Regions from separate parts of the Homo sapiens genome. Here region 2 is linked to region 1. A link is a loop called in an ENCODE intact Hi-C map of the cell type or tissue named here. Cell type or tissue: heart right ventricle. All regions are shown on one strand. Links, peaks and the distances in the headings refer to the core of each region. The heading gives the core; the rest is flanking DNA.

Region 1 (2,920 bases), core at 110-2,609:
TCAAGTGAATATTGTAGGGAGAAGGAATTACAAGGTACAAGTCCCAGAGGTAGGACACATTTTGTATAGGTAGAACCCACAGCAGAGTGGCAGGTAGTATGTCTGGGGAAGGTAGGCAGCTCATGGGTGATCTTGTATACAAAGCAGAAGAGTTTGAATTTGGTGTGTGTACTAGTTGGCCTTAGCTTTTCAGGTCAATGACCCATTTGACAATCTGATGAAAGTTACAATACCTTTATTCAGAAAAAAGTTAACATATGCACCAAAATTTGCATGTGATTTCATGGGGAACTTGAAATGGGGAACTTTGTAGTATAGGATAAGATAGCTTTAGAGAGTTTAAAGAGGTTGTTGTATGATCATATTTATGTAACAAAGATTTGGATAAAGGGTACAGTCAGCAGGCTGTGGTAGAGAAATGATGATGGCTCGATGAAGGCATTGACAGTAGGAATGGAAAGGAAAGAATAAGTTTGAGACACATTGTAGAGGGAGGATCTATAGGACATGGGTATTGACTGTAGAGGGATTGAAACGGAGGTAATCTAGGATAATTTTTTTCTTCCTTATTTTTCTCAGGGGTTGGCCTTCATATCTAGTGGTGTCAACATGACATTGGGAGTCTTTTAAACCTTTCGGTTGGATCTCTTCCAGTCGTACAGAGGCCCCACCCAGTAGCTGATGTCTGTCCCACTCATATAATCACACTGTGGAATACTGGCAGTGACATCTCTTTCCTCATAGAGCTACAATGATGAGAGGACTGTTTCTTAGCTATCTCCAATGCCTTCCTACTTAATCAAAATGGCAGTGCTGAGGAGCCAGACTGTCCCAGTGTCTCCGACAATTAAATTGACTTTCCTAAAGCTATTTCTCCCCCAGGATTTATTAATCAAGATATCAAAGTATTGGATCAGAGGTAATTAAATGCAACAACTCCAAATTGCCTCCAGCAAAACACATTGGAATACAGTGTATGGGTTTGCATGCTCCAGCATGAATTTCCCAAGTAGATAAAAGCCTTGTCTGTCAGAAGTAGCCACACATTCCTTGGTCCCAGAGACCTACATAAATGCAGTGTTTGCCTTTGGGCAGGGCTTCTACTTTTATAAAAAGTCTTGAGGGTAGTTTAAAAGTATTTACTTTCTTGAAAACATCAGCAAATTGTTGAGTAAGGTTGGAGGCCAAAAAATTCACTTATTCTATTTTATTTTGGGTTTTTATTTCAAATTCTTTCATCTTTTGGTGCTCTGCCTCAGTCTACATTATTTGTATTTACACTAATTATAATTTATAATTTTTACTTAATGGAATGTCTGTGGAGTTTTGACCTATGAAGACACTTGGATTACTTTGAACATGGATTAAATGTTGCTGCCAAAGGGCTACTGTTTTTATTTGCATAAGATTCCAAAGGAACTGAAGAATCCCCAAGAGAACTGAGTGGTGGAATGAGCTCATTTCCACGTATGGGAAAGCTACAGACATTGTCTTCAGCACAGCAATGGTGTTGATTTAGTAAAATAAGAATCAAATGTGTTCTCAAGCAAACTTGAGGGTGTGTAGCCTTTATACCTTTCTGTTTTGGTGTCATGCACCAACTTTGGCATGCAGACAAAGTATCTGCTACTTTAGAGTGAAAAAGAAAATAATAACTCAAGTTATGTGAATAAATTGTACTAGTTCAGACTTCTTGGTTGCAAGGAACAGAAATTTGCTACCTAAATTTGCCCAAGTAAAATAGGGGTTTATTTAGAAGGATAAAGGAAACTTTCACATTAATCAAAGAGCAGGAGCCATAACTGAATTGAACTGGGTATCCCTAGGCTGGAACTGCATTCTTGGAGGCTTTGGAGTCCAGCTGTAGGTCATGGGACTTCATGTTGATATTTGGTTGTTAATATAACTTTGCATCCACTTTCTATATGTGTACTTTTGTTTCTCTTAGACCTTGTGTAACCACATGTGGTTTTGGAAGTTAGCAGAAGAGAAAAAGTTGTGGGCAGAGACTAGGGGAGGGCTGAGGGCAGAGCATTCACAGAAAGATTCTATTATTGGTTCTAATTGAAGTATATTACTTTTAAATAAAATAGTTTTGTAATAATGAGAGCAATGACTATGAAGGAGACACCATGCTATGCATTTTACCTATTTTTCTCTCCTTTAATCCTGAGACAATTATTAAAACTCAAAGGACTATAGCTATTTTACAGATGAGGAAATGAACTCAGAGAAAGAAGAAAAATGATTGACTCAAGATCCTGTTTCAATTAAATGGTGATGCCAATATTCAAATTCATATCTCTCTGACTCCAAATGCTAAGCTGCTTAACTTCTATGTAACATGATGAACTCATCTTACTTAAGAATTGACTCCCCTCTCTAGCTTTTGAGGAAATTTTGTCCTGTACATTCATTGAGAGAAAGGAGTAATACAAGAATCTTTAACTATAATCTTATGAAGTCTATCCCAGTAGTGTTGAGACAGTCAGGAGAACAGGATAAGCTGCATTAGCTGCTATAACAAATAACTCCAAGATCTCAGTGGCTTAAAACAATTAATGTTTATTTTTCATGCTCTTAGAGACCAATGCTGATATTCCTGTTAGGTGGCTCTCTAAGGTAGCTATCCTGCAATAAGTGACTCAAGAATCCAGGCTGCTTCTATCTTGTACTGCTACCATCTTTAACACATTGTCTTGAAAGTCACTGAAGAAAAAAGAAAAGTGTGTGAAGCCCAGCTGCTCTTAACTGATTTAGAATGGAAATAATATATTGCTGTCATTCACAATCTGTGGGTAAGAACTATGCATATGACCCTATCTAGAACAGATATGGTAAGTGTCTAATCAATTTAGAAGTGTACTTCTTTTTTTATTTTAATTTTTTATGGGTACATAACATGTAGGTCTATACATGG
Region 2 (2,920 bases), core at 245-2,744, 51 kb after region 1:
ATGATGCAGGCTGCTAAGTGTGTGCCACTCTCCTTGCTGCCTCCAGGTAGGGAGCTGGTCTTGCTCCTATTTGTACAATGGCCTGATTCACATGCAAGACCAGCCCCTGCTTTATTCCTTCTTTCAAGCCTCCTTCTGTGGCTTGTTTTGAATCCATTCCTGCCTCCTCCCACTTCTTCCTGTTACTAATGAGCCACTCTGGGTGAGAGACTCTGACATCTAAGGGCCTCTGGGAGCAGCAGAAAAAACTGTAGGCCTGTGCACAGAGGAGTCCCATGGTGCTGACCATTTATCTGGTGACCACGTGGGCCCAATAAACAAAGCAAATCTGTCCGGCTCTCTCACCCTCTGTGGCTTTTGGGCCTGTGCATGTGCATTTCCCAGGACAGTTGGAGGAGACACCAAAACTTGTCTTCATTACAGCTCTGACTCATAACCCAATTAATGGTGTCAAGAAGTGAAACATGGTCCCCAGGCCCACCTGCCTTTTGAAAGCAAGTCCCAGCCTTTTCAGAGCAATAATGAATGGTGCTCCAGAGAGGATGGCTCAGAATCTATTCTGCTAGCCAAAGCAAAGGGAGGTTTCAGAAAGGTGGTGCTCAGTGTCAGCTCTCAGTTTTGGGGTGTGGATGCACTTGGCCTCAAAACTGCTGAGTGGGAAGGTGGGAGGGGAAATGTCTGGTGCCTTCCCCTGATTTCTAACTGAGGTCACCTACCTCACCTGCTCTGGACTTCTCACGTTTAAGGCAGGCAGATTGTCACCTGCCTCCCTCTATCCACTCCTCCTCCGGTTTCTCTTCTCCTCCCACTCCTTTGGCCTCTGAGTTTCTGTAGGGAGAATCTCCCTCTTCACATTGACCAGACACGCTGCTCCGTTTATTCCCCTCTAGGGCCTGTACATGGGTTGATTAACATGTGCCTTTCCTTAAATCACCGCCATGGTTTGCAGGTGAAAGGCAAACACCATGAACCCATTTTCCAAGGTCCGTTATAGAGATTATTTTGTAAATTCACACATGCTAATATTCCACAGGGCATGTGCTAGCAAGGGCTCCCAGTGAGACTGGGACATACTGTTCCTTCAAACACCTGACTAAATGCACAGAATTTTAAACACAGTCTTACTGTGATTCAGTGGCAATGCTTCTTCTTTCTAAGAAGCCATTTACTTCTTTCCAGAAAAAAAAAATCAAACCTCTTTACTCTTCAAATGTAGAGCCCCTTTAATATCACTAATGAGAGCTACCATTTATTGAGCACAGAGTGTCAGACGCGGCACAGAGAGCTCTGTTGATATTGTCCCTAATCTCCACAGCAGCCCTTCCAACAGGGAATTGTATCCTCATCTTCCAAGTGAGCACTGTTTTTCGTTTTTGAAGGAAGACAGGGTAGGAGAGGATCGTGGTGCTTCACCTCGGAAGGGAGCCAGGAGCTCCAGGGTCCTGCAGTTAATACCCATCTCTTCTTATTCCTTTCTCACCTCCTGCAGGTTGCCTTGAGATTTTTAATCCCCTGGGTGATCTGAATCTTCATTTTATGTCTCCAGAAAAGAAGCCAGGATCTCCAGGAAGGTGGATCTCCCAGAGAGAGATTCAGGTGGAAGAGACAGATCCCTGTGGCACCACCCTAGACACCAAGTTTCGCTCAGTGGCCTGTCCCCTGGTGCGGACTGAAACCAGCATTGCCTGGTTTATGTGCTCCTGACAAGATGACAGCCTGTGGTGACAAGGGAGGCAGTTGGATACATGGCCCCCGCCTTTCCCCAGGGACCTCTTTCTTCTGTTGGAGCCAAATGCTGCTCAGTTGAGAGCTCAGGGAACAAAATAGTCTTTGTTGCTTAAACTGAAATCTTCCCATGGCTGACTGTCCCAGGGGTCTTGTTGTTAACAATACTCTCTCCTCATTCCTCCTCTTCTTCCTCCTCTTCCTCCTCCTCCTCCTCGTCCCCCTCCCCAATCTCTCTCCCTGCTGCCTCCCCCTACCTGCTCTTCCTCCTCTTCTCCCACTCCCTTGCCCTCTGTGATTCTTAATCATTATACTTCTGAAACATGACAAACCTAACAGAATCTTGCCAGAGCGAGAGGCCCTAGGGAATTAGTCGAGAAACTACAACAAGAGCCAAATCCATTTGGGTAGGTTTGGGTTTCATGGGAACAGTTTGGTGCAGTGAGAAGGCAGGAGGAGGAGAGAGAGTTGGAGGCTGCCCAGCTGATTGTCTCCTGGGATGGGTGCCCAGCGGGTAGGGCTGTAAACCGGCCTAGTGACTGTTAACCTATTTTAGATCACAGATGTCTCTGAGAATTTGAGGAGCACGTATCAGCACAAGATTTGGGCTTGTGGTCAGGTTTCTGTGAGTGCTCAGTCCAAGGGCCAATGCTCTGCATACTTCCCACTTCTTCCCACTGGCTTCGTCTGTCTTAGCTGTAAGCCCAGTAAACACACATCCTTAGGAGATGTGATCACGTCATCAATTATCTTCCCTGGAACACTTTTGAGAGTGACAGAGTCACTATTATTAACTACACTCGGATGACTTAATGTCAACCAAGACAGTCTCAGGCGAACTGGGAAATAGTGTTTCCTAGCTCTGGTCATGGGGTTTGGTGGTAAGACCCAAGACTAGGAAGTGGATTCTACTATGAACTGCTTAGACTCTCAGGGAGACCCTCAGCTTATCCAGCTGTAAAAATCAAAGAATCAAACGGAGTCTTCATTGTTTCTTTGGGTGCTGGTGTTTTTAATCCTTCTTTTGTTTATATGCATGAGAGAAAAAGTATATTGGGTGACATATTTTGCCTCCTACTGGTTGGTTGAATCAATGTTTTCACTTGAATGTCTGAACAAAAAAGTGCTTGAACGGGTGAGAATAATATAGTGCAGAGAACCTGGGACTTCCGTTTTCTGAAAGAATAGGGTAATT

What was found. Peaks named below come from ENCODE experiments on the same cell type or tissue, not always from the same donor. Only the 100,000 strongest peaks of a DNase experiment are listed, where the experiment ranks them.
Region 2: a loop joins it to region 1, with 3 times the contacts of the local background. A loop is called at or near these places in 6 of 110 quality-filtered maps.

What each region holds. Positions count from the first base shown.
Region 1 is chr9:81,423,173-81,426,092 of GRCh38, reverse strand. No RefSeq gene overlaps it. Among named protein-coding and RNA genes, the nearest start is that of TLE1, 260 kb to the left of the region's middle. In heart right ventricle, for the core only: no CTCF peak of the experiment used is centred there; no DNase peak of the experiment used is centred there.
Region 2 is chr9:81,372,351-81,375,270 of GRCh38, reverse strand. No RefSeq gene overlaps it. Among named protein-coding and RNA genes, the nearest start is that of TLE1, 320 kb to the left of the region's middle. In heart right ventricle, for the core only: no CTCF peak of the experiment used is centred there; DNase peaks (open chromatin) are centred at 1,754 and 2,275; H3K27ac peaks cover 1,825 bases.